Linked DNA regions of Homo sapiens: region 1 is linked to region 2. Evidence: chromatin contacts called from ENCODE Hi-C or POLR2A ChIA-PET data. All regions are on one chromosome and are shown on one strand. The core of a region is the stretch at or near the end of the contact, and the rest is flanking DNA. Distances in the headings are between cores, read along the strand shown.

Region 1 (6,187 bases), core at 3,475-5,974, 380 kb before region 2:
ACCTCAGGTGATCCACCCACCTCGTCCTCCCAAAGTGCTGGGATTATAGGCGCGAGCCACTGCGACCGGCCTTAAATACTTCTTAAAATGAAGATTTTGTTTCTGTTAGAAAATTGGCAACAGTGGGGAAATATGGCCTTCTCTTCTGAAATTTTAGTTACATGTTGTTTGTGGTAACAGTAACCAAAGAATCAAAACAAAGGATTATACTGAATTACTTCCTGTGCTGTTGCTTAGTAATTGATAACAGAAGTACATTGTGAAACAAGATCACTGTAGAACATTTAACTGACTTCCAGTAAATATCCTTTGGATCAGAATCTCCAGGGACCTCATCTTAGCCCTTTCTTTTTTTTTTTTTTTTTGAGACGAAGTCTCACTCTGTTGCCCAGGCTGGAGTTCAAGTTCAGTGGTGTTCAAGTGATTCTCCTGCCTCAGCCTCCTAAGTAGCTGGGACTACTGGCATGTGCCACCATGCCCGGTTAATTTTTTGTATTTTTAGTAGAGACGGGGTTTCATCGTGTTAGCCAGGATGGTCTCAATCTCCTGACCTTGTGATCTGCCCGCCTCAGGCCTCCCAAAGTTCTTTTTTTTTTTTTTTTTTTTGAGATGGAGTCTTGCTCTGTCACTCAGGCTGGAGGGCAGTGGCGTGATCTCGGCTCACTGCAACCTCCACCTCCCAGATTCAAGTGATTCTACCACCTCAGCCTCCTGAGTAGCTGGGACTACAGGTGTGTGCCACCATGCCCGGCTAATTTTTGTATTTTTAGTAGAGACAGGGTTTCACTATGTTGGCCAGGGTGGTCTTGAACTCCCGACCTCATGATCTGCCTGCCTCAGCCTCCCAAAGTGCTGGGATTACAGGCGTGAGCCACTGTCCCCGGCATGACTCTTTCATAACCACATTTCAGCCCTCTCAGTCCTCTCAAAGTCCCCTTTACTACTTGTTTCTTGTACATAATAGTTGCTTACTATTTGACCTGAATGGAATTTGTTCTAATACAGTCTTTCTTTTCAAGGGAGCCATGTGCATGTTTGTGGACCCAAGTGCTATTGATTCATTCAGTGAATATTTTTGGAAAGCTCACTATGTACTAGGAATTCTTCCATGAATTTGGGGCACATGAGTGAACAAAACAGACAAAGGAACACTATATTGCAGTGTTCCAGAAGGAACACTATATTGCACGTCTCTGTGCCCCACCTCATAACTCAAATTCTGTAGGACTCCTTAGAGCTGTATTGTTCTGTATAATAACAACTAGCTTCACGTTTAAATTAATTAGAAGTAAATTAAGTAAAAAATTCCTCAGTTACACTAGCCATATTTCAAGTACTTAGTAGTCACTATGGCTAACGGCTACTGTGTTGGACAGAGCAGATATAGAACATTTCCATCATCGCAGAAAGTTCTACTAGACAGTGCTGCCTTACAGGTTGCCAGTGGGATTAGCCCTACCCACCACTCCATCCAGTTGCTCACAGTAGTACCAATGCAATCAACTTGTTAATGGACCTTTGTACTGTTTTTACCTAATTTCCTATTTTACCCTCCCTAGACCCCCCAATCCCTGTGCCCAGAGTTCACCCCAAGATTAATTACTTGCAAGCTCTTATCCTGGACCCTGCTTTCTAGGGAGAATCCAGCTTAGACAAGCACTCCTAGTAGGCCCTCAATTTTATGAACAACCATTGATTTATAAAGGTTTTTTTAACAAGTAAGAAACAGGCCAGGCGTGGTGGCTCAGGCCTTTAATCCCAGCACTTTGGGAGGCCGAGGCGGGCGGATCACGAGGTCAGGAGATCGAGACCATCCTGGCTAACATGGTGAAACCCTGTCTCTACTAAAAATACAAAAACAAAAAAGAAATTAGCTGGGCATGGTGGCGGGCGGCTGTAGTCCCAGCTACTCGGGAGGCTGAGGCGGGAGAATGGCGTGAACCCGGGAGGTGGAGCTTGCAGTGAGCCGAGATCACGTCACTGCACTCCAGCCTGGGCAACAGAGTAAGACTCCATTTCAAAAAAAAAAAGAAGTTAGATAGAAACATTGTCACGTTAAATATACATGTCAATTGTAAGAAGCATTAAATTTCAGAAATGTTGGAACACAGGAATAAAATTCTTTCATAATCTAGATATCCTGGCCCATGACTTCTTTAAATCTTTATTTAATGCCATGTCCTTTGCTAAACAAAACAACCCCCTGGTTTTGGGTGGTTTTATATACTCTAATCAGTGATTTTGGTTTTGTTTTGTTTTGTTTTTGAGTTGGAGTTTTGCTCTTGTTGCCCAGGCTGGAGTGCAATGGCGCCATCTCGGCTCACCGCAATCTCCGCCTCCCGGGTTCAAGCAATTCTCCTGCCTCAGCCTCCCGAGTAGCTGGGATTACAGGCATGCGCCACCACCACGCCTGGCTAATTTTGTATTTTTAGAAGAGACGGGGTTTCTCCATGTTAGTCAGGCTTGTCTCGAGCTCCCAACCTCAGGTGATCCACCCACCTCGGCCTCCCAAAGTGCTGGGATTACAGGTGTGAGCCACTGCGCCCGGCCGATTTTGGGGTTTTAAGCGATGAATACCAAATGTCAGTTTAGGAAAATATTAAGTGGTCACGGGGTTAGTTTAGGTTTGATATTTTATGCTATGACTCCGGTTTTGCTCAACTATGTGACTCCCCTTAAACTAAGTCCACCTATAAGTACTTCTGAAAGCCTGGCTTTACACTGTGCTTGTTATGTCAAACTGATGAGGAGGATAGGGGAATAGGAAAACACGAAATTTGCTGCTTTAATTTATCAGCTGTAATAATGCTTCTGTGTATCCCAAGATATTATTCTTAAGTGTTCTTATTACCATGGGTTCAGTGTGTACCATAGAGGCCAATGTAGTGCCTCTGACTCCCAGTCTATGTATGACTTGTAGAAAGATACTTTTTTTTCAATCTGGTTATCTAGTAGATCAGTAAAACCCTTTGCCTGCACTCTCTGTTGACACCCAGCCAGGAGGGAGGATGATATGCTGGGCCCAACTAGTAATTGTAAATGAAGCAGGATAATGAATCACAGGACTTCGAGCTGCTCAAATTTAATTCCCATTATGTATTTTCTTGAAACTGGAGCATTGTGAGGGAGTACTGACAATGGAAAATGAATATAAATAAAGTTAAAGCCTTCATATGTATTTCATTCATGCTTGAGTCATACCTGGTGCTCATAAATCAATCCAGGATTATGAGGGTAGATGTTGACTTCAGTTTGGTTAAAAGGAAGTACAGTTTGAGCATTGAGTAGACATGGAGATGTGGAGTTTTTCAAGTCTTAAATTTACCAAGAGAGAGGAGGGTCAAGGACAGAAGGCTGTGGGAGGCCTATATTGATTCAGCAGGAGAGTTCCCTATCTTAACAGCAAAGGAAGGAGAGAGTTTCTAGGAGGGGTATGTTTGAATTATTGATTGTTCCTTCCAATCTAACTTCTGTTAGTGTAGATAATATAAAGTTTATTATGTCTACTATATACTGCAGGGATTATTATTAAGCAAATAATGATAGACTTGCTTATCCTATTGTAATTTTAGTTCCTTGGGGGAGAGGAAGAAGCTGCTTAGTTATATCCAGCGATTGGTTCAAATCCACGTTGATACAATGAAGGTAAGAGGATCTGAGTTTGTTATGTTTTTTGAATATAAAGTGATATAACTCAATTATGTAAAATTCATTTTGAAGAGAATAGGAGGAAATCTGCTTCTCAGTGATAGAATTGTGAGTAGTGGATCTTTTCTAAACTTTCTGCACTTTCTAAAATGAGCACAGAGTATTTAAATCAGAAGAAGAACTAAAATATGTTTAAGCATACAGAAAAGCATAAGTAGACCACTACCCAACTTGTCAAATATTAATATTTTGCCTAATTTGCTTCAAGTCTGTTATTTTTAGAGCAAAATATTAGAAACTATTGAAGACCTCCTTTGTACATTCTTTTTTTTTTAATGAAATGTGGTCTTGCTCTGTCATCTAGGCTGGAGTACAGTGGTGCAATCTCAGCTCACTCCAACCTCCGTCTCCCTGGCTCAAGTGATCCTTCCATCTCAGCCACCCCAGTAGCTTGGACTATGGGTGCATGCCACCACACCTGGCTAATTTTTGTATTTTTTATAAAGACGGGGTCTTCCTGTGTTGCTCAGGCTGGTCTCAAACTCCTGGGCTCAAGAGATTGACCTGCCTTGGCCTCCCAAAGTGCTAAGATTACAGATGTGAGCCCCCACGCCTGGCCCTGTTTCTATTTATTATGTTTCTATCCTTTTCTCCCTAGAAGTAATAAGCATCTTCCTGAATTTGATGTTTATCATTGTCATGAATGGTTTTTACTCTTATTGCATATTTATGTATATCCATAAACAATGTATAGTATTGTTTTACATATTTTTAAACTTTATTTTTTTGAGACAGAGCCTGGCCTTTTTTTTTTTTTTTTCCTCTTTTTGAGATGTAATCTCTCTCTGTCACCCAGGTTGGGGCTCAGTGGCACTATCTTGTCTCACTGCAACCTCTGCCTCTCAGGATCAAGTGATTCTCCTGCCTCAGCCTCCCAAGTAGCTGGGATTACAGGCATACACCACCACACCCGGCTAATGTTTTTGCATTTTTAGTAGAGTTGGGGTTTCATCATGTTGGCCAGGCTGGTGTCAAACTCCTGACCTCAAGTGATCCACCCACCTCGTCCTGCCAAAGTGCTGGGACTACAGGCATGAGCCACTGCGCCCAGCCAGAATGTGCATTTTTCACAAGCTCTTCAGAGTGATTCTAAAACCATACTTGATGAAATGTTTCTTGTTTTGTTAGTGACAGGAAATAGACCTTATTTACTCTTTTGACATTCCTAGGTTAAGAAAACTTAGTTTCAGACCTGGGAGAAGATGTAGGATATCTTCTTTTTTTGTACTTTTTTGCCCGATCATCATTTGCATTTTTCACTTTTTTTAAAAAATAGATGTAATGTATAGTATTTGAGTTATTTCAGATCCCTCTCTATAAGAATACATATTTTAATTTTGCTTTTGCAAGTTATAGACTTCTTTTCTTTCTTTCTTTTTTTGAGATGGAGTCTTGCTCTGTTGTCTAGGCTGGAGTGCAGTGGCACAATCTGGCTTACTGCAACCTCTGCCTCCCAGTTTCAAGTGATTCTTTTGTCTCAGCCTCCCAGGTAGCTGGGACTACAGGTGCACACCACCATGCCCAGCTAGTTTTTGTATTTTTTTTAGTAAAGACAGGGTTCCGCCATATTGGTCAGGCTGGTCTCGAACTCCTGACCTCATGTGATCCGTCTGCCTTGGCCTCCCAAAGTGTTGGGATTACAGGCATGAGCCAACACGTCTGGCCTACCCGGTTATTTTCTTTTTCTTTTCTTTTCTTTTTTTTTTTTTTTTTTTTTTTTTTGAGAGGGAGTCTCGCTCTGTTGCCCAGGCTGGAGTGCAGTGGCATGGTATCAGCTCACTGCAACCTCTGCCTCCCAGATTCAAGCAGTTCTCCTGCCTCAGCCTCCTGAGTAGCTGGGATTACAGGCACCTGCCACCACGCCCAGTTAATTTTTTTTTTTTTTTTTTTTTTTTTTTTTGGTATTTTTAGTAGAGGCAAGGTTTCACCAGGTTGGCCAGGCTGGTCTTGAACTCCTGACCTCATGATCTGCCCACCTTGGCCTCCCAAAGTGCTGGGATTACAGGCGTGAGCCACCAGCCCGTTCTAGGCTTATTTTCTATTGAAAATCACATCTGAAAAAATTTAATGAACATTTTTGGTTCAACTATATAATAATGTTTTGTTGTTGTTTTGTTTTGTTTTGTTTTTGAGATGGAGTCTTGCTCTGTCTCCCAGGCTGGAGTGCAGTGGTGCAATCTCGGCTCACTGCAACTTCCAAATCCCAGGTTCAAGTGATTCTCCTGCCTCAGCCTAAATCAGCTTCCTGAGTAGCTGGGACTACAGGCGCATGCCACCATGCCCAGCTAATTTTTTGTATTTTTAGTAGAGATGGGGTTTCACCGCGTTAGCTAGGATGGTCTCGATCTCCTGACCTCATAATCCACCCGCCTCAGCCTCTCAAAGTGCTGGGATTACAGGCACGTGCCACCGTGCCTGTCCCTGTTTTGTTGTTTTGAGAGGGAGTTTCACTCGGTTGCCCAGGCTGGAGTGCAGTGGC
Region 2 (5,997 bases), core at 1,110-3,609:
AGTTGCTTTGACTTTTTTCAAAGAACCAACTTTTGGTTTTATCAATTTTCTCTATTGTTTTTCTGTTCTCTATTTCATTCATTTCTGCCCCAGCATTTATTGTTTCTTTCCTTTTGCTTACTCCTGCTTTTGCTCTTCTTTTCTAATTTTTCTGGTATCTTAAAGTGGAAGGTTAGATTATTGATTTACAATCTATATTTATTTATTTACTTTTTTCTTTTCTTTTGAGACAGAGTCTAGCTCTGTCCCCCAGGCTGGAGTGCAGTGGCGCAATCTAGGCTCACTGCAAGTTCCGCCGCCATGGTTCACGCCATTCTCCTGCCTCAGCCTCCCGAGTAGCTGGGACTACAGGCACCCGCCACCACACCTGGCTAATTTTTTGTATTTTTAGTAGAGACGGGGTTTCACCGTGTTAGCCAGGATGGTCTCAATCTCCTGACCTCGTGATCCGCCTGCCTCAGCCTCCCAAAGTGCTGGGATTACAGGCGTGAGCCACCGTGCCCGGCCTACAATCTTCATTTTTTTTTTAAATAGGCACATATGGGCCAGGTGTGGTGGCTCATGCCTGTAATCCCAGCATTTTGGGAGGCCGAGGTTGGGCGGATCACCTGAGGTCAGGAGTTCAAGACCAGCCTGGCCAACATAGTGAAACCTCGCCTCTAAAAATAGAAAATTAGCTGGGCATGGTAGCACATGCCTGTAATCCCAGCTACTCAGGAGGCTGAGGCAGGAGAATCGCTGAAACCTGAGAGGCAGAGGTTGCAGTGAGCCCAGCCTGCGCCATTGCACTCCAGCCTGGGTGACAGAGCAAGACTTTGTCTCAAAAAAAAATTAATAAATAAAAAATAATAAAAAAAATAGGCACATATGGCCAGGCATGGTGGCTCATACCAGCACTTTGGGAGGCTGAGACGCGGGTCGCTTGAGCTCAGGGGTTTGAGACCAGCCTGGGCAATGTAACAAGACCCCATCCCTACGAAAAATAAAAAATTAAGCCAGGTGTTGGTGGCTTTTGCCTGTAGTTTCAGCCATTCCAAAGGCTGAGGTGGGAGGATTGTTTGAGCCCAGGGGTGTGAGGCTGCAGTGAACCCTGATTGCATGACTGCACTCCAGTGTGGGCAATAAAGCGAGACACTGTCTCAAAGGAATAAAAAGGCATTGATAGCTATGAATTTTCCTTCAAGCACTGCTTTAGCTGCATTTCATAAGTTTTAAGCCTTTTTATTCATTTCATAATATTTTCTAATTCCCCTTTGGATTTCTTCTTCGAATCATTCATTATTTAGAGTATGTTGTTTAATTTCCACATATTTCACATATTTGTGAGTTTCCCATGTTTCCCAAATTTCTAATTTCATTATAGTGTCCTCAGAGAACACACTTTGTATTATTTGAGTCCTTTTAAATTAATTGAGGTTTGTTTTATGACCTAGCATATGGTCTTTCCTGGAGAATGTACCATGTCCACTTAAGAATAATGTGGCCCTGGCATGGTGGCTTATGCCTGTAATCCCGGCACTTTGGGTGGCTCAGGTGGGAGGATCCCTTTAGCCCAGGAGTTGGAGACCAACCTGGACAACGTAGTGAGACCCCATCTCTACAAAAAATAAAAAAATTAGCTTGGGTGGGGCATGCCTATACTCCAAGCTACTTGGGAGGCTGAAGTGGGAGATCACCTGAGCCTGGGAAGTTGAGGCTGCGGTGAGCTGTGATCACGCTTCTCCACTCCAGCCTGGTTGACAGAGCAAGATCCCATCTCAAAAAAATGAAAAAAGAAGAAAGAATGGTATTCTGTGGTTGTAGGGTGCCGTGTTCTGTAGATGGGTGTTAGGTCTACGTGGTTGGTAGTGTTCTGTGGTTGTGGGGTGCAGTGTTCTGTAGATGGGTGTTAGGTCTATGTGGTGGGTAGTGTTGTATTCTGTGGTTGTAGGGTGTGGTGTTCTGTAGACGGGTGTTAGGTCTAGGTGGTGGGTAGTGTTGTATTCTGTGGTTGTGGGGTGCAGTGTTCTGTAGACGGGCGTTAGGTCTAGGTGGTGGGTAGTGTTGTATTCTGTGGTTATGGGGTGCAGTGTTCTGTAGACGGGTGTTAGGTCTAGGTGGTGGGTAGTGTTGTATTCTGTGGTTGTAGGGTGCAGTGTTCTTTAGATGGGCGTTAGGTCTAGGTGGTGGGTAGTGTTGTATTCTGTGGTTGTAGGGTGCAGTGTTCTTTAGATGGGCGTTAGGTCTAGGTGGTGGGTAGTGTTGTATTCTGTGGTTGTGGGGTGCAGTGTTCTGTAGACGGGCGTTAGGTCTAGGTGGTGGGTAGTGTTGTATTCTGTGGTTATAGGGTGCAGTGTTCTGTAGACGGGTGTTAGGTCTAGGTGGTGGGTAGTGTTGTATTCTGTGGTTGTAGGGTGCAGTGTTTAGATGGGCGTTAGGTCTAGGTGGTGGGTAGTGTTGTATTCTGTGGTTGTAGGGTGCAGTGTTCTTTAGATGGGCGTTAGGTCTAGGTGGTGGGTAGTGTTGTATTCTGTGGTTGTGGGGTGCAGTGTTCTGTAGATGGGTGTTAGGTCTAGGTGGTGGGTAGTGTTGTATTCTGTGGTCGTGGGGTGCGGTGTTCTGTGGACGGGCGTTAGGTCTAGGTGGTGTAGGGTGCAGTGTTCTGTAGATCGGTGTTAGGTCTGGGTGGTTGGTAGTGTTGTCGTGTGTTCAAGTCTTCTGTTTCCCTATTGATCTTCTGCCTACTTGTTCTATCTGTTATTGAAAGTGGGAATTGAAGTCCAACTATGACTGTTGAGTTGTTTCCTCCCTTCATTTCTGTCAGCCTTTGTTTCCTGTATTTTGGTGCTCTGCTGTTTCCGTATATGTTTAAAACTTTACCTGTTTCTGATGGAATGACCTTTTTAAAATTATAAAATATCCTGCTTTAGTAGGAAATAGTATCTTAGACCCAGACAATCTTGACTCTTGAGCCTGTGCTCTTATGCCCATCCCAACTGCCCTGTCCCTGAAGGTGTGTCCTCTGGTATTTCTCCACCTCCTATATCCTCATTCATTTTGGATTCATCTAAGTGATCTTTGTCAACTTGGTCTTCCTGCTCTGGATCTTGATAAGACCAGTTGAAATTTTATTCCATACTCTGAGGAAGTCCTCAGCCCTTTGCCAGATGCCTGTAGATTCCTAGTAGTTCCCATTCTCCATCATCTTGGCCTCTGGGGCCTGCTTGCCTACAGCCTACCCTGGTGCTGTGTAGTTGCTATGGCTTGAATGTGCCCCATGAGCAAAGTTCATGCGTTGTAAACTTAATCCCCAATGCAATAGTGTTGAGAGATGGGACCTCTAAGAGGCTCTGCCCTCATGAATGGATTAATGCTCTTACCACAGGAGTGGATTCCTGATAAAATGTGAGTTCAGCACTCTCTTGCCTTCTGTCCTGTGTACTCTCTCACCATGTGAGGCCTTCCACCATGTGATGAGGCAGCAAGAAGGCCCTCACCAGATGCAGTTCCTTGATCTTGGACTTCCCACCCTCCAAAACTGTGAGCCAAATAAACTTCTGTTCATTATAAGTTACCAGTCTCAGGTATTCTGTCATAGAAGCACAAAATGGACTAAGTTGATAGTTTCCACAGTTCAGTCTTTCCCCTTCATCTCTGCCAGGCTCCCCTTAGACTCTGCAGTCACCAAACCTTGGTAACTCCGCAGTCACCAAACCTTGGTAACACAAGTGAATTGAGCCCTTTAGTGCTGGAGGGTGAGACGAAAGGCACACTTGACAGAAACACAGAGGTCAGTTTCCATGTTCTCCATCCTTGGGCATCCTCTGGGCCCTGGCTTTGCAGAGTTTGACTTGGCCCACCAGTACCCAGCCTCCTGTCACTATCCAGCTCCTGGCTCTGGTCTCCTCTTCAGTCCGTTTCCCAGCCCTCCTTCCCTCTCCCCTTTCCTCTCTGGAGCAAAAACACTTCTCTCCCTCTGCCTCCTGCAGAGCCATTTAATGGCTGCTTTCGTTGTCTTTGTTTCTTTGGCCCCCAAGTGTCAGGCTCTAACTGTCTTCCTTGGTTAAGCCCAGAGTAATTTAGTAAGAGGGATATGGAGGCAGTTAGATAGGAAAATTTCCCACCTGGCTTCCCATGCTGGCTTTTTTTTTTGAGACAGGGTCTCACTGTGTCACCCAGGCTGGAGTGCAGTGGTGTGATCTCAGCTCACAGCAACCTATATCTCCCAGGTTCAAGAGATTCTCACCTCAGCCTCCCGAGTAACTGGGATTACAGGTGTGTACCATCATGCCCGGCTAATTTCATGCTGGCTTTCTTGTTGCAACTTTCTACTGTGGTTGGGTGAAATATTTTATTTATTTATTAAAGACAGGGTCTGACTCTGTCACCCAGGCTGGAGTGCAGTGGCGTGATCAAGGCTCACTGCAACCTCCGCCACCTGGGCTCAAGCAATCCTCCTGCCTCAGCTGCAGGAGTAGCTGGGACTACTGTTGGCATTTCCTGGACATTGTGGTGATTGGTGGGAGAATATATATATATTTTTTGAGATGAGTCTTCCTATGTTGTCCAGGCTGGTCTTGAACTCCTGAGCTCAAGTGATTCTCGTGCCTCAGCCTCCTGAGGAGCTAGGATTACAGGCAGGAGCCATCACACCTGTCAGGAGCAGCATATTTGAAGTCAGGACTTTTCCAGAAGAATATCAGAGATTTGTGATTCTCAGGGAATTATCAAACTGAGGCCCAGGCAGAGCTCACAGCAAGTCAGTGGTGGAGCCAGTTCCTCAGGCCCCTGCCCTGGGATGTATCTTGACTTCGGTGAGCCCTGAGGTGGGTATACCTTGGGTCATCCCCCGCTTCCCCGAGCTTAACTTCCCATCTGGGAAGTGGGTGCAGCCCTGTCTCTTCCTGAGGCTGTCATGAGAGAGAAGCAACAAAATGCTCCTGCCCTGCCCTGCCAATGGCTTGGCAAGCAGTAGGGAAAGTTACAGAAAAAACACCTTCACTGGTCACATTCGATGACCTCCTATAATTACCTGATGTGTTTCTTTTTAAAAATTAGTTTATTTTTGGAGACAGGGTTTCACTCTGTTGCTTAGGCTGGAGCACAGTGGCTCAATCTCAGCTCACTGCAACTTCTGTCTCCCGCCTCAGCTTCCTGGGTAGCTGGGACGACAAGCGCATTGTACCATGCCTGGCTAATTTTTGTATTTTTTGTAGTGATGGGGTTTCACCATGTTGCCCAGGATTGTCTCAAACTCCTGAGCTCAAGCAACCTACCCACTTTAGCCTCCCAAAGTGCTGGGACTACAGGCATAAGCCACTGCGCCTGGCCAGTCTGATGTGTTTCACAAACCAGTGTGTATGTAGCTGGGCATGGTGGTGCGCACCTGTAATCCTAGCTACTCTGGAGGCTGAGGCAGGAGAATCGCTTGAGCCCGGGAAGTGGAAATTGCAGTGAGCCGAGATTGTGCCACTGCACTCCAGCCTGGATGGCAGAGTGAGACTTTGTCTCGAAAAAAAAAAAAAGTGTGTGTGTATTTCCTTTTTTTTTTTTTTCGAGACCGAGTTTCACTCATGGGTTGCCCAGGCTGGAGTGCAGTGGCGCAGTCTCGGCTCACTGCAACCTCCGCCTCCCGGGTTCAAGCAATTCTCCTGCCTCAGCCTCCCAAGTATGCTGGGATTACAGGCATGTGCCACCATACCCAGCTAATTTTGTATTTTTGGTAGAGACAGGGTTTCACCATGTTGGCCAGGCTGGTCTCGAACTCCTGACCTCAGGTGATCCACCCACCTTGGCTTCCCGAAGTGTTGGGATTACAGGTGTGAGCCACTGCGCCCGGCCGTGTGTGTGTATTTCATATGAGAAAGACTAGTTTCTGTAGTAAGTCAAATTAACAGAGAATATTTATGTTTTCCATGGAATGGCAGGAAGCACCAAAGAGAAATCTGTCCTTTTTGGTTGAGGACAAAGCATATGTCCATGCAAAATATTTGTATATGAATATTCATAGTAGCCTTA

What was found. A loop is a pair of places that touch in the nucleus more often than their neighbours do. ChIA-PET counts read pairs that join two places held with the same protein, here RNA polymerase II (POLR2A). Pooled maps may share reads with other maps.
Region 1: a loop to region 2 is called in a map of natural killer cell, with 2.8 times the contacts of the local background. The contact joins two enhancer-like sites. A Hi-C loop is called at or near these places in 1 of 168 maps with a recorded cell type or tissue (natural killer cell) and 1 of 50 pooled maps. POLR2A ChIA-PET finds 5 or more read pairs at or near these places in 3 of 52 experiments (WTC11, activated CD4-positive, alpha-beta T cell and activated naive CD4-positive, alpha-beta T cell).

Annotation. Positions count from the first base shown.
Region 1 is chr20:36,938,497-36,944,683 of GRCh38, reverse strand. It overlaps SAMHD1 (SAM and HD domain containing deoxynucleoside triphosphate triphosphohydrolase 1), which reads left to right. Exons shown (of 16, transcript NM_015474.4): 3 at 3,573-3,645. Among named protein-coding and RNA genes, the nearest start is that of SAMHD1, 10 kb to the left of the region's middle. Within about 2 kb of position 4,724, at least 9 of the 41 ENCODE cell types and tissues checked have a DNase peak (open chromatin) inside an H3K27ac peak, as active enhancers do.
Region 2 is chr20:36,560,878-36,566,874 of GRCh38, reverse strand. The region is part of intron 2 of DLGAP4-AS1 (DLGAP4 antisense RNA 1); the gene reads left to right. Among named protein-coding and RNA genes, the nearest start is that of DLGAP4-AS1, 9.4 kb to the left of the region's middle. RefSeq lists an enhancer at 3,700-4,265. Within about 2 kb of position 2,359, at least 2 of the 41 ENCODE cell types and tissues checked have a DNase peak (open chromatin) inside an H3K27ac peak, as active enhancers do.